Regions from separate parts of the Homo sapiens genome. Here regions 1 and 3 are each linked to region 2. The links are chromatin loops, found by intact Hi-C in ENCODE. Cell type or tissue: B cell. All regions are shown on one strand.

Evidence for each region. Hi-C counts contacts between places; a loop is a spot of excess contacts. Peaks named below come from ENCODE experiments on the same cell type or tissue, not always from the same donor. Only the 100,000 strongest peaks of a DNase experiment are listed, where the experiment ranks them.
Region 1: it touches region 2 in a loop (2.9-fold over the local background); 30 of 110 quality-filtered maps call a loop at or near these places.
Region 3: it touches region 2 in a loop (4-fold over the local background); 5 of 110 quality-filtered maps call a loop at or near these places.

Annotation. Positions count from the first base shown.
Region 1 is chr7:101,124,499-101,129,498 of GRCh38, forward strand. It overlaps SERPINE1 (serpin family E member 1), which reads left to right and starts at 2,606. Exons shown (of 9, transcript NM_000602.5): 1 at 2,606-2,746; 2 at 3,895-4,166. The coding sequence starts at 3,896. RefSeq lists enhancers at 1,482-2,261, 3,042-3,821, 3,822-4,601. In B cell, no CTCF peak of the experiment used is centred here; a DNase peak (open chromatin) is centred at 2,443; H3K4me3 peaks cover 847 bases; H3K27me3 peaks cover 1,405 bases.
Region 2 is chr7:101,075,885-101,080,884 of GRCh38, forward strand. No RefSeq gene overlaps it. Among named protein-coding and RNA genes, the nearest start is that of TRIM56, 7.1 kb to the right of the region's middle. In B cell, CTCF peaks have their summits at 1,902 (motif pointing left) and 2,115; a DNase peak (open chromatin) is centred at 1,887; H3K27ac peaks cover 396 bases.
Region 3 is chr7:100,796,856-100,801,855 of GRCh38, forward strand. It overlaps ZAN (zonadhesin), which reads left to right. Exons shown (of 48, transcript NM_003386.3): 46 at 511-610; 47 at 722-768; 48 at 852-942. The coding sequence ends at 877. Among named protein-coding and RNA genes, the nearest start is that of EPHB4, 28 kb to the right of the region's middle. RefSeq lists enhancers at 2,608-2,667, 4,611-5,000 and a silencer at 2,672-2,966. In B cell, CTCF peaks have their summits at 2,805 and 3,006; DNase peaks (open chromatin) are centred at 2,766 and 4,543.

The DNA of each region.
Region 1 (5,000 bases), 49 kb after region 2:
AAAATAATAATTAGCTGGGCGTGGTGGTGCTTGCCTGTAGTCCCCGATACTTGCTTGAGCCCAGGAGTTCAAGTCTGCAGTGAGCTATGATCACATGACTGCACTCCAGCCTTGGTGACAGAGTGAGACCCTGTCTCCAAAAAAAAAAAAAAAAAGAGATGGGTTTGGGGCTGGACTTGTCTTCTTCCAAGAGGTCAGGGCAGTTGCTTCTTCCTCACCGCTAACCACACTCTCAGGGACTCCAAACCACAACTAAGAAAAGGAAAAAGACATAAACAAGAGGCAGTTTCACAGGAAGAGTTCTCCTAATGTGTCTGTGAGCCTAACTTTCCGACTGTGGTTCTCCTCTCTTTCCCTGCCAGCTGTGAGAAAACAAAGCCTAAGGCAGATTAAAAAGCAGGAGGGCTGCTCAGTGTGGTTGCCCTTGGTATCTGTTTACTGAAAAAATCCAAAACAAACATCCGACGCTTCCACCCACTGAAACTTCCTGTGACTCTGCTATCAGCTGTTGCCATGGATTCTCCCAACTGAACCCCACCACATACACTAAACCCAACAGTCCGTGGACCCCAAGTATGCCATCTCTCCAATACAGGACCCCCTGGGCAGCACCCTGGCCACCCTTCCATCCACAACATCCAGACCACACGGCCAAGGGCACCTGACCCTGTCAAAACCCCAAATCCAGCTGGGCGCGGTGGCTCATGCCTGTAATCCCAGCATTTGGGAGGCCGAGGCAGCCGGATCACGAAGTCAGGAGTTCGAGACCAGCCTGACCAACATGGTGAAACCCCGTCTCTACTAAAATACAAAAATTAGCCGGGCGTGGTGGTGCACACCTGTAATCCCAGCTACTCGGGAGGCTGAGGCAGGAGAACCACTTGAACCTGGGAGGCGGAGATTGCAGTGAGCCAAGATAGTGCTACTGCACTCAGCCTGGGCAACAAAATAAGACTCCGTCTCAAAACAGAAAAACAAAAAAAACAAAAAACAACAACAACAACAAAATCCACTAGTCTAGCCCTACATGCTCACCCACTGCTAGCCAGTTTCCACCCTCTACAGCAGAGGTACCCAACCTCTGGGCCAGGGGCCCGTACTGGTCCATAGCCTGTTAGGAACCAGGCTGCATAACAGGAGGTGAGTGGCAGGTGAGTGAAATTTCATCTGTAGTTACAGCCACTCCTCATCACTCGCATTACCACCAGAGCTCCACTCCCTGTCAGATCAGCGGCGGCATTAGATTCTCATAGGAGCTCGAACCCTATTCTAAACTGTTCATGTGAGGGATCTAGGTTGCAAGCTCCCTATGAGAATCTAATGCCTGATGATCTGTCACGGTCTCCCATCACCCCTAGATGGGACCATCTAGTTGCAGGAAAACAAGCTCAGGGCTCCCACTGATTCTACACGATGGTGAATTGTGGAATTATTTCATTATATATATTACAATGTAATAATAATAGAAATAAAGCACACAATAAATGTAATGTGCTTGAATCATCCCGAAACCATCCCACCCTGGTCTGTGAAAAAATTGTCTTCCATGAAACCAGTCCCTGGTGCCAAAAACGTTGAGGACCACTGCTCCACAGAATCTATCGGTCACTCTTCCTCCCCTCACCCCCTTGCCCTAAAAGCACACCCTGCAAACCTGCCATGAATTGACACTCTGTTTCTATCCCTTTTCCCCTTGTGTCTGTGTCTGGAGGAAGAGGATAAAGGACAAGCTGCCCCAAGTCCTAGCGGGCAGCTCGAAGAAGTGAAACTTACACGTTGGTCTCCTGTTTCCTTACCAAGCTTTTACCATGGTAACCCCTGGTCCCGTTCAGCCACCACCACCCCACCCAGCACACCTCCAACCTCAGCCAGACAAGGTTGTTGACACAAGAGAGCCCTCAGGGGCACAGAGAGAGTCTGGACACGTGGGGAGTCAGCCGTGTATCATCGGAGGCGGCCGGGCACATGGCAGGGATGAGGGAAAGACCAAGAGTCCTCTGTTGGGCCCAAGTCCTAGACAGACAAAACCTAGACAATCACGTGGCTGGCTGCATGCCCTGTGGCTGTTGGGCTGGGCCCAGGAGGAGGGAGGGGCGCTCTTTCCTGGAGGTGGTCCAGAGCACCGGGTGGACAGCCCTGGGGGAAAACTTCCACGTTTTGATGGAGGTTATCTTTGATAACTCCACAGTGACCTGGTTCGCCAAAGGAAAAGCAGGCAACGTGAGCTGTTTTTTTTTTCTCCAAGCTGAACACTAGGGGTCCTAGGCTTTTTGGGTCACCCGGCATGGCAGACAGTCAACCTGGCAGGACATCCGGGAGAGACAGACACAGGCAGAGGGCAGAAAGGTCAAGGGAGGTTCTCAGGCCAAGGCTATTGGGGTTTGCTCAATTGTTCCTGAATGCTCTTACACACGTACACACACAGAGCAGCACACACACACACACACACATGCCTCAGCAAGTCCCAGAGAGGGAGGTGTCGAGGGGGACCCGCTGGCTGTTCAGACGGACTCCCAGAGCCAGTGAGTGGGTGGGGCTGGAACATGAGTTCATCTATTTCCTGCCCACATCTGGTATAAAAGGAGGCAGTGGCCCACAGAGGAGCACAGCTGTGTTTGGCTGCAGGGCCAAGAGCGCTGTCAAGAAGACCCACACGCCCCCCTCCAGCAGCTGAATTCCTGCAGCTCAGCAGCCGCCGCCAGAGCAGGACGAACCGCCAATCGCAAGGCACCTCTGAGAACTTCAGGTAGGAGAAAAGCAAACTCCCTCCAACCTCTTACTTCGGGCTTAAGGCAGAGAACTCGCCTCCCCAGAATCTCCTCCCTCCATGATCCCCCGCTATTCCTCTATTTTCTTTTCCTCGGACCTGCAGCCTTGGGTCGACCCTGCCCTAGGGGTGACTGCAGGAGAGCAGGGAGGATGGTCAGGCGTCACCAACAACCCCATCACCCAGTAACAAGAACCTTGACTCTCTCAGTCCCTCTGCATCAAGACACTTACCCATTTCCCACCTCATGCCTGCTAACTTGAATGAAACAATCGCTGGGAAAGCATTAAGAGAATTAAGGCTGGGCACTGTGGCTCATGCCTGTAATCCCAGCACTTTGTGAGGCTGAGGCAGGCAGATAACTTGAGCCCAGGAGTTTGAGACCAGCCTGGGCAACATGGCAAAACCCTGCTCTCCCAAAAAAATACAAAAATTAGCTGGGCGTGCTGGTGTGCCTGTATTCCCAGCTACTTGGGAGGCTGAGGTGGGAGGATTGCTTCAGCTGGGGAGGCGGAGGCTGCAGGGAGCCAAGACTGAGCCATTGCACCCAGCCTGGGTGACAGAGCAAGACCCTGTCTCTAAAAATGAATGAAAGGAAGGAAGAAAGAGAGAGAAAGAGAGAGAGGAAAGAAGGAAGGAAGTAAAGAAGAAAGAAAGAAAGAAAGAGGAAAGAGGAAGAAAGAAAGAAAAGAAAGAAAAGAAAAGAAAGCAAATTTAAAGCTTATGCAAATCAAAGATGTTGTGATAATTGATAATTGAGTCTGGGCTAAATTCCCCCTGGGCTGCAAAGGCAGAGAGTGGTAATGACTTCTCACCTGCTTTTCTTCTAAGGCTTTTTTACGGGACACAGAGGGAAGGGAGATGGACTGGATTCCAAGATTCCCACAGGGCAAGATGGGCGAAGACTCCCTGCCACTGCCCGGGGATAAGTCAGTCTGAGTGAGACGGAGTGGGATGGGCTTAGAACCTGAACATGTCATGGTCTCTTCCTGCACCTTGCCCTAGTGTTCACTTACCACCTGCTTGCAGGAAACAAGAAGAGCAGGGCCCACAGCTGGCCAGCTCCCCTCCCCTCCCGCCTGTCTTCCAGAACGATTCCTTCACCAGCCCTCTTTCCATTGCTCTAGGATGCAGATGTCTCCAGCCCTCACCTGCCTAGTCCTGGGCCTGGCCCTTGTCTTTGGTGAAGGGTCTGCTGTGCACCATCCCCCATCCTACGTGGCCCACCTGGCCTCAGACTTCGGGGTGAGGGTGTTTCAGCAGGTGGCGCAGGCCTCCAAGGACCGCAACGTGGTTTTCTCACCCTATGGGGTGGCCTCGGTGTTGGCCATGCTCCAGCTGACAACAGGAGGAGAAACCCAGCAGCAGATTCAAGCAGCTATGGGATTCAAGATTGATGGTGAGCCACGGGACACCAGGGGAGGTGGGTGGCATGCAGAACAGACCTACCAGAAGCCAAGGAAAGGCTGGCTCTGGCTTAGCCGAGCCAAGCCCCATACAGCTGTGCTGCAGGGGCCACCCCATCTTCTTCCCACTACACTCCAAGTCACTGGACCCTTGAATCTCCAAGGGTGTCTGACCAGTAGATTTACCGCTTATTCACCACCGTGTGATCTTAACCTCGTTAAGTTTGCCCATCTACAAAATGAGGATTATTTGCTGTCCTAAAGAATTCATGAGCCGGGCGCGGTGGCTCAAACGCCTGTAATCCCAGCACTTTGGGAGGCCAAGGCGGGCGGATCATGAGGTCAGGAGATCAAGACCATCCTGGCTAACACAGTGAAACTCCATCTCTACTAAAAATACAAAAAAAATTAGCCAGGCGTGGTGGCAGGCGCCTGTAGTCCCAGCTACTCGGGAGGCTGAGGCAGGAGAATGGCATGAACCCAGGAGGCAGAGCTTGCAGTGAGCTGAGATCGTGCCACTGCACTCCAGCCTGGGCGACAGAGAGAGACTCCGTCTCAAAAAAAAAAAATAAAAGAATTCATGGAATTACACTTGTGAAATACTTAGCATAGCCATCACTATAGGAAAAAAATCTAAGGCCAGGCACAGTGCCTCATGCCTGTAATCTCAGCACTTTCGGAGTTTGAGGCAGGAGGATCACCCAAGGCTAGGAGTTCAAGGCCAGCCTGGGCAATACGGTGAAACCCCGTCTCTAATAAAAATATAAAAATTAGTCTGATGAGGTGGTGCACCTGTAATCCCAGCTACTCAGGAAGCTGAGACACAA
Region 2 (5,000 bases):
GTGGGTCCCAGAGAAAAAGGAGAACAAAGGCAGACATTGTTCACTGGTAGGGGCATGCAAGGTCAAGCAGGGAACTGGCTTTCTTGTGTTGTTGTTGTTGTTTTTTTAATTTTTATTTATTTTTGAGATGGAGTCTCACTCTGTCGCCCAGGCTGGAGTGCAGTGGAGCGATCTCGGCTCACTGCAATCTCTATCTCCCGGGCTCAAGCGATTCTCCTGCCTCAGCCTCCTGAGTAGCTGGGATTACAGGTGCCGGCCACCACGCCCAGCTAATTTTTGTATTTTTAGTAGAGATGGGGTTTCACCATTTTGGCCAGGCTGGTCTCGAACTCCTGACCTTGTGATCCCCTCACCTCGGCCTCCCAGAGTGCTGGGATTACAGGCGTGAGCCACTGCACCCGGCCTCTTGTGTTTTTAAGATGGGAAATAGGCTAGGCACTGTGTCTCTACTGTGACCCCAGCACTTTGAGAGGCCAAGGCGGGAGGATCACTTGAGGCCAGGAGTTTGAGACCAGCCTGGGCAACACAGTGAGACCCCCCCCCATCTCTACAAAAGATAAAATAGCCGGGTGCAGTGGCTCACTCCTGTAATCCCAGCACTTTGGACTTTGGGAGGCTGAGGCGAGTGGATTGCCTGAGCTCAGGAGTTTGAGATCAGCCTGGGGAACACGGTGAAACCCTGTCTTTACTAAAAATACAAAAAATTAGCTAGCTGTGGCAGCATGTGCCTGTAATCCCAGCTACTCGGGAGGCTGAAGTGAGAAAATCGCTTGAGCCTGGGAGTTCAAGCCTGCAGTGAGCTATGGTCACAGCACTGCACTGCAGCCTGGGTGACAGAGCAAGACCCTGTCTCTAAAAACAAAAACAAAAACAAGAACAAAAGATGGAAAATATGCTAAAAGGATCTAGTGGCAAAAGGAAATCTCAGTAACACTGACTCTGTCTTTACTTAAAATTGTGATATTATGTTTATTATGGATGTCTTGTAATTTTATTTTTTAAGTATTGCATTGAAATATTAATTATTAACATATCCACAAAAAATGTATGCTGATTAGTAACATTTTTGGTGCTTCTTTAGATGTTATATCTGAGACCCTGGTGGAAGGAGTAGTAAAAGGAGAAAATGGAATCTTTGAGGGAGTTTTCCTGGTATAAACAGGAACTGGAGGCCAGGCACTGTGGCTCATGCCTGTAATCCCAGCACTTTGGGAGGCTGAGATGGGCGGATCACCTGAGGTCAGGAGTTCAAGACCAGCCTGGCCAACATGGTGAAACCCCATCTCTGCTAAAAAATACAACAATTAGCCAAGTGTGGTGGCGGGCGCCTGTAATCCCAGCTACTCAGGAGGCTGAGGCAGGAGATGCATGAACCCAGGAGGTGGAAGTTGCAGTGAGCCGAGATCACGCCACTGCACTCCAGCCTGGGCGACAGAGCAAGACTCCGTCTCACAAAACAGAACAAACAGGAACTGAGGATGGGCCCCTGGGTCTGGCAGCCTAGAAGGGACACATAGGGCCTATGATGATTGGCAGGAGCAACCACAGGCTGACAGGGACCTCCCCAGGCTCTGCCCACTGGTCTATGCACCGTCCCTGCCCTTCTCCAGCTGCCTGGCACAGCTGAACATGCAGGGACATGGTATTGTCATGGGGTCTTATAAGAGCTGCTATGGACACTGATGGGGAGAGTGACCACGCAAGAACAGTCATTCTAGAATTAGTCCACAGAATTGGCTAAGGAGGAAAAGACAAGGAAGGCAGTAGTTGCCGTGGCAACATTATGGTTTACTGGATGAAGGAAAGGTGGTTTTTATGGGTGACTGGGTAATTGACTATCGCCCGGAGCCAGCAGGCAGCGTTAGCAGGGGACAGAGCTCCCTCTAGTGGGCCTGGATGGCAAAGATGGTTCAGAGTGGATGGTGCTGCGGGCACTGGGAGCACAGGTATGCCTAGCAATTGGGGAACAGGCAGAGGAAGAGAAGCCAGCAGGGCAGAGGGGAGGGGGCAGAGGAGGAGGGGGAAGAGGGGGCGTCGACCTAGAGAGGCGTGAGTTTTGAGAAGGAAGTGATCACAGCTTCAAAAGTCAGAGAGGTTTATAGGATAAAAGGTAAAAAGAGGCTACCTGGGCTGCCACACATGTTTCGCTATCACTACACATCTGATCCTGAAGCCTTGGCACTGGGAGAAGAGGGATGGGCCTAGGATTACAATTTTACTTTTTTTTCTTCTTTTCTTTTTTTTTCTTTTTTCTTCTTTTTTCTTTTTCTTTTCTTTTCTTTTCTTTTTTTCTTTTTTTTTTTTTTTTGATGTAGAATCTCACTCTGTCGCCCAGGATGGAGTGCAGTGGCACGATCTCAGCTCACTGCAACCTCCACCTCCCAGGTTCAAGCGATTTTCCTGCCTCAGCCTTCCAAGCAGCTGGATTACAGGCGCCCGCCACCAGGCCTGACTAATTTTTGTATTTTTGTAGAGACAGTGTTTCACCATCTTGGCCAGGCTGGTCTCAAACTCCTGACCTCAAGTAATCCACCTGCCTTGGCCTCTCAAAGTGCTGGATTACAGGCATGAGCCACCACGCCTGGCCTAATATTTTATATTTTAAAATTTGCTTCATTGGGCTATAATTTATATAAACTAAAAACCATCCATTTAAGTATATAGTTCAATGAGTTTTGACAAGTGTACATAGTCGAGTAATTGCCAACACAATCCTGATACAGTACATTATAAAAATAAAGAAATTGACATTGGTCCAATACCATTAACTAGACTACAGATCTTACTCAGATTGCAGTAGTTTTTACATGCACTCATGTGTGTGTGTGCATGTATGTGTGTGTGTGTGTCTGCATAGTTCTATGCAATTTTTAAAAAATATTTTTTATTTTTTTGGCTGGGTGCAGTGGCTCACGCCTGTAATCCCTGAACTTTGGGAGGCCAAGGCTGAGGTCAGGAGTTCAAGACCAGCCTGGCCAACATGGTGAAACTCCATCTCCACTAAAAATACAAAAATTAGCCAGGTGGGCGCCCGTAGTCCCAGCTACTCAAGAGGCTGAGGAAGGAGAATCTCTTGAACCCGGGAGGTGGAGGTTCCAGTGAGCCTAGATCGTGCCACTGTACTCCTATTTCTTTCTTTCTTTTTTTTTTTTTCCTGCTTTCTGGATGATTTCCTTAATTAAAACCTTCCAATTACTATGGCTTCAGGCCAGGTGCAGTGGCTCACACCTGTAATCTCAGCACTTTGGGAGGCCGAGGTGGGCGGATCATGAGGTCAGGAAATCAAGACCAGCCTGGCCAATATGGTGAAACCCCATCTCTACTAAAAATACAAAAATTGGCCAGGCGTGGTGGCACGCGCCTGTATTCCCAGCTACTCGGGAGGCTGGGGCCGAAGAATCTCTTGAACCCAGGACGCAGAGGTTGCAGTGAGCTAAGATTGAGCCACTGCATTCCAGCCTAGGCGACAGAGCGAGACCCTCTCAAACAAACAAAAAACCGTGATGGCAGATTTGAAAGACACAATAGAAGGGTTGGAAGGTTTTAATTAAGGAAGTCATCCAGAAAGCAGGAAAAAAAAAAAAGCCGGGCGCAGTGGCTCATGCCTGTAATCCCAGCACTTTGGAAGGTCGAGGCGGGCGGGTCACCTGAGATCGGGAGTTCGAGACCAGCCTGACCAACATGGAGAAACCCCGTCTCTACTAAAAATACAAAATCAGCTGGGCATGGTGGCACATACCTGTAATCCCAGCTACTCGGGAGGCTGAGGCAGGAGAATTGCTTGAACCTGGGAGGCGGAGGTTGCGGTGAGCCGAGATCACGCCATTGCACTCCAGCCTGGGCAACAAGAGCGAAACTCCATCTCAAAAAAAAAAAAAAAAAAAAAAAGAAACAGGAAAAAGAAAAGAGAAGAGAAAATATAAAATTAGAGGAATCACTCAGGAGGCGCAACTCTGAATGGTGAGAGCTCAGAGGAAGAAGCAGAGAAAATGGAGGGGAGAGAATTTCCACAAAATCCTTGAGAGAATTTCCCACACCTCAAGGCACCTGTTGGCAGATTTTTTTTTTTTTGAGATGGAGTCTCACTGTGTTGCCCAGGCTAGAGTGCAATGAATGCAATGGCACAATCTCACCTCACAGAAACCTCCGCCTTCCCCACTCAAGGGATTCTCCTGCCTCAGCCTCCAGAGTAGCTGGGATTACAGACGCCCCGCCACCACACCCGGCTAATTTTGTATTTTAGTAGAGATGAGGTTTCACCATGTTGGCCAGGCTGGTCTCGAACTCCTGACCTCAAGTGATCCACCCACCTCAGCCTCCCAAAGTGCTGAGATTACAGGCGTGAGCCACTGTGCCCAGCCATGTTGGCAGATTTAAAAGAGCCACTACATGCCCAGCAGGATGTACTCACTGTGAAATTCTGAACACTGGGATCAAAGAACATTCTGAAAGCTTCCAAAGGGTACTGGATCCTTGAGAGCTCATTGCTTAGCACTTTGGGAGGCTGACACGGGAGGACCACCTGAAGCCAGGAGTTCAAGACCACACTGCCCAACATAGCGAGACCCTGTTTCAATAAGAAATAATAAATAAAAATTATTTAAAAAAGAATTCTATGGGCTGGTTGTTAAATAGTGGTGGTGTGCATGATTTTTGTTTGTTTGTTTGTTTGTTTTTTGAGACGGAGTCTCGCTCTGTCGCCCAGGCTGGAGTGCAGTGGCGCGATCTCGGCTCACTGCAAGCTCCGCCTCCTGGGTTCATGGCATTCTCCTGCCTCAGCCTCCTGAGTGGCTGTGACTACAGGCATCCGCCACCACGCCCAGCTAATTTTTTCGTCTTTTTTAGTAGAGACGGGGTTTCACTGTGTTAGCCAGGATGGTCTTGATCCCCTGACCTCGTGATCCACCCGCCTCGGCCTCCCAAAGTGCTGGGATTACAGCTGTGAGCCACTGTGCCCGGCCCAGGGTTTTTTTTTTTTTAAGAGGAGGTGACAGTTTACT
Region 3 (5,000 bases), 280 kb before region 2:
GGGCAGGCGTGGTGGTTCATGCCTGTAATTTCAGGACTTTGGGAGGCCAAGGCGGGAGGATCACTTGAGCCAGGAGTTCAAGACCAGCCTGGTAACATAGCAAGACCCCATCTCTACAAAAAATCACGAAAATTAACCGGGTGTGGTGGCATGTGCCCATAGTCCCAGCTACTTGGAAAGCAGGCTGAGGGGGAGGATTGCTTGAGCCCAGGAGTTCAAGGCTGCAGAAAGCTATGATCGCACCACTGCACTCCAGCCTGAGCAATAGAGCCAGACTCTGTCTAAAAAGGCTTATGGCAAACAGAAAACATTGCGGGGGTTGGGGAGGGGGCACTAAGACCTTGGAGTCCCTGGAGGTGAGAACCTCCTGGAGGAAGAAGCAGACACACCTAGAGATTTAGAGAGATGAGGTCCCCTGGGGTAGCAAGCAATCCCCAAAAGGGAGTACCCCTCAGTCCCCACCCTTCCCGTCTCACGTTCGACCTAATGTCTCTTCCCCGCACCCAGAAGCATCTAACCTGGTGGGCGTCCTACTGGGACTGCTGGTGCCTGTGGTGGTCGTACTACTGGCCGTGACCAGAGAGTGCATTTACAGAACGAGGAGGAAGAGGTGAGTCCTGGGAAGGAGAGAGGAAGGGCGGGTGGGGTGTGCAAACCGGGAAGCGGCTGGGCCCGTAAAGGGCCACTTGGGGACCCATGTCTATTCCCCCATGCCTTCTAGAGAGAAAACGCAGGAGGGAGACAGACTGGCCAGGCTGGTGGACACAGGTGAGAACCAACCCCACAGCCCGGAACCTCGGGGCCTAGAGTTGAGTCTCCTCTCATACATGGTTTTCTTGCTTTCTCCTCAGATACTGTTCTGGACTGTGCCTGTTAAGTTGCTCAGTTTTGAGCTGTCTTCAGACAAGAAGATTAAATAAATTTATATATTTATTTATTTGAGACAGGGTCTTGCTCTGTCGCCAGGCTGGAGTGCAGTGGCACGATCACAGCTCACTGCAGCCTCAACCTCCTGGGCCTCCTGCCTCAGCCTCCTGGGTAGCTGAGACTGCAGGCATGCGTCACCACGAAGGCTAAATTTTAACATTTTTGTTTTTGTAGAGATGGGGGCGGGTCTCACTATGTAGCCCAGGCTGGTCTCAAACTCCTGGCCTCCAGCAATCCTCCCGCCTTGGCCTTCCAGAGCCCTGTGATTACAGGCATGAGCCATGGTGTCTGGCCAAAATTATTTATTTTTGTTTCAGTTTTTTGTTGAGATGGAGTCTCGCTCTGTCTCCCAGGCTGGAGTACAGTGGTGTGATCTCTGTTCACTGCAACCTCCACCTCCTGGGTTCAAGCGATTCTCCTGCCTCAGCCTCCTGAGTAGATGGGATTACAAGTACACACCACCTTGCCTGGCTAATTTCTGTATTTTTAGTAGAGACGAGGTTTCGCCATGTTGGCCAAGCTGGTCTCGAACTCCTGACCTCAAGTGATCTGCCCGACTTGGCCTCCCAAAGTGCTGGGATTATAGGCATGAGCCACCACGCCTGGCCCAAAATTATGTATTTTTGAGACGTGAATGTCCACATGATTATAGTGGAGGAAGTTGGGTCTTGGAGGGAGGAAAATGAGGGAGAGAGGCACGTGGAGGCCTAGGTAGGGCTGGGTTCTGTGCAAAATGTCTAGAGGGGAGAGGAACCTAGGTTTGAGGTGAGGGTGTTGTCCCTTAGAGAAAGCCACATGCGGGTGGCACATTCAGTCCCGGCGAGGCTGACATCACTAGGGGAGACAGAAGGAGCAGGGAGGGCAGAAGGAACAGGGCGGGCAGGGGAATGGAGGGTGGGATGCAGCCCCAGACCCTCGGCTTCTGATTTAGGAGAAGACTTCACCTCAGGAATCCGAGTGCTTAGAGGACGTGGCCTCTGGCTCCCCACCAAGGTGATTCTGAGAAATTTTACATGTCAAGTACAGACTAAGGTTGGGGAATGTGGCTTTTTTTTCTTTTTCTTTTTTTTTAGAGACAAGGTCTCACTCTGTTGCCCAGGCTAGAGTGTAGTGGTGCAGTCATAGCTCACTGCAGCCTTGACCCCCGGGGCTCAAACGATCCTCCCATCTCAGCCTCCTGAGTAGCTGGGACTACAGGCATGCACCACTACGCCTGGCTAATTTTGATATTTTTTAGAAGAGATAGGGTCTCACTATGTTGCCTAAACTGGTCTTGAACTCCTGGGCTCAAAGAGCTCAGCCTGCCTCCACCTCCCAAAGTACAAGGAATACACGTGACCACCTTACCCAGCCAAACGTGGCCTGCCCGCCTTTCCTTCCTTCCTTCCTTCCCTCCTTCCTTCCTTCCTCCATCCTTTCCTCCCTCCTTCCCTTCCTTTTCTTCCTCTTACTCTCTCCTTCCTTCGTTTTTCCTTCCTTCCTTCCTTCCTTCCTTCCTTCCTTCCTTTCTCCCTCCCTCCCTCCCTCTCTCTCTCTCTCTCTCTGTTTTCTTTCTTTCTCTCTCCCCTCTGTCCCTCCCTTCCTTATTTAGAGACAGGTGCTTCCTCTGTTACCCAGGCTGGAGTGCAGTGGCGCAATCATAGTTCACCCCCCAAAGTCCCTCCCACACCTCCTCGAGGGAACAAAACATGGGTGATGTGTCACCAAGGGAAGAGGGGACAGAGGACTCAAGAGCCCGAGGGACCCCAGAAGAGGGCTGTAGAGGTGAGAAATTGAGGGCAAGTCTCCCTGGGCTGGGAAGGGCCCAAGCTGTGATTTGGGGTCCAGCACTGACACAAACACGACAACAGGGGGCGACTGAGGTGCAGAAGTGGAAAAAGCAGGTCGGGCGTGGTGTAATCCCAGCGCCTTGGGAGGCTGAGGGGGAGGACTGCTTGAGGCCAGGAGTTTGAGATCAACCTGGGCAACATTATGAGGCCCCCTGTCTCTACAAAGAATAAAACATCAGCTGGGCATGGTGGCGTGCGCCTGGAGGATTCCCAACTACTCAGGAGGCTGAGATGGGAGCTTGAATTCTTGGGCTCAAGCCTCAGCCTCTCAAGTAGCCAGGACTATAGGCGCATGTCACCACGTCCTGGCTAAAAAAAGTGGCTTTTTCCAAAAAAAGCAAATCAGCCTGTGACCCTCTGGAGAGGCCCCCACCCCCGGTATTCCTCCATTTTCCAAAAGGGGCTAGGGGTTACTGAGGGCGGGGTCTGGGGTCTGGGTTGCTGAAGAATTCTGACCTCTATCCTACTAGGAGTGACCCACTCACCCCAGCCTGAGGCCAAGGTGCAAACATCCCGCCCCCTCCCTCGGGACCTCTGCCTCCCATCAGGCAGGTCCTTGCTTGGAAGTGGGGGCTGGGACGTCTTGCTTGTGCTCTAAGAAGGAAGGCTTGCTGGGTGCGGTGGCTCACACCTGTAATCCCAGCACTTTGGGAGGCCGAGGCGGGCGGATCACGAGGTCAGGAGATCGAGACCATGCTGGCTAACACGGTGAAACCCCATCTCTACTAAAAATACAAAAAAAAATTAGCCGGGTGTGGCAGCTGGCGCCTGTAGTCCCAGCTACTCAGGAAGCTGAGGCAGGAGAATGGCGTGAACCCGGGAGACAGAGCTTGCAGTGAGCTGAGATCGTGCCACTGGAAGGAATGGAAGGCTGCCAATTGGGCTGGGGGAAGATCAGGATGTAGGACCCCAAAGGGGATTTGGGTTTGGGGATGTCAAAACGGAGGACAGGCTGGGTGTGGTGGCTCACGCCTGTAATCCCAGTGCTTTGGGAGGCTGAGGAGGGAGAATTGCTTGAGATCAGGAGTTGGAGACCAGCTTGAGCAACATAGCGAGTCCCTGTCTCTACAAAAATGTAAAGAATTATTGGGTGACTGAGGCGGGAGGATTGTTTGAACCCAGGAGTTCCAAGCTGCAGTGAGCTATGACTGCACCACTGCACTCCAGCCTGGGCAACAGAACGAGACCCTGTCTCTAAAGAAACAACCAACCAACCAACCAACCAGGGAGGATACTGAGTTCTAGAAATGTGTTATACTCTGCGCTTATCCTCTGGGATGACACGCCCTGAGGTCACCTTTATGGGAATGAAGCAAGACCCAAACCCGGGAAGGGAGGGTCCTGCCCAGCGAGACTCTCCCTTGCCCTAGCTGGAAGAGCATTCATGGTGGGGAGCTGGATGTGGCAGGAAGGCTCAGGGCAGCCTGGAGCTCTTGGGGCTGGACCTCAGGGGGCTTCTGCAGCCCCCTGCCCTGACCCCAGCTCCCCACACCGGGTCTTCACTCTTGGCCTCTCTGCTGCACCTCTGCAATGCCCATTAACCTTTCTTTCTCCAGCTACAGCTCTCTAGGACACCTTATCTAGCCCGGATGTCTGGTTGGCAGGGGAAGAGGGTGGGCCTGGGCAACATCCTCTGGATGGACCCCCCGAGTCCCTCCCACACCTCCTCAGGGGTACAAAACATGGGTGATGTGTCACCAAGGGAAAGGGGACAGAGAAGAGCCTGAGGGACTCCAGAAGAGGGCTGTAGAGGTGGGAAATTGAGACAAGCCTCCCTGGACCGGGAAGGGCCCCAGCTGTGATTTGGGGTCCAGCACTGACCCAAACACGTCAACAGGGGGCGACTCAAGTGCAGAAATGGAAAAAGGTTGGGCGCGGTGGCTCACGCCTGTAATCCTAGTACCTTGGGAGGCTGGGAGGGGAGGATAGCTTGAGGCCAGGAGTTTGAGATCAGCCTGGGCAACATTGTGAGACCCCCCCCAACCCGTCTCTACAAAAAATAAAAAAAATCAGCTGGGTGTGGTAGTGTGTGCCTGGAGGATTCCCAGCCACTCGGGAGGCTGAGATGGGAGGATCCCTTGCGCCCAGGAGTTCAAGGTTACAGTGAACTATGATCATTCCACTGCACTCCAGCCTGAGTGACAGAGTGAGGCCCTGTCTCAAAAAAAAAAAAAAAAAAAAAAAAAAAAAGAAAAAGAAAAAGAAAAAGCAATGGACCAGGTTAAGCCAGGCTGGTCCTTGTCA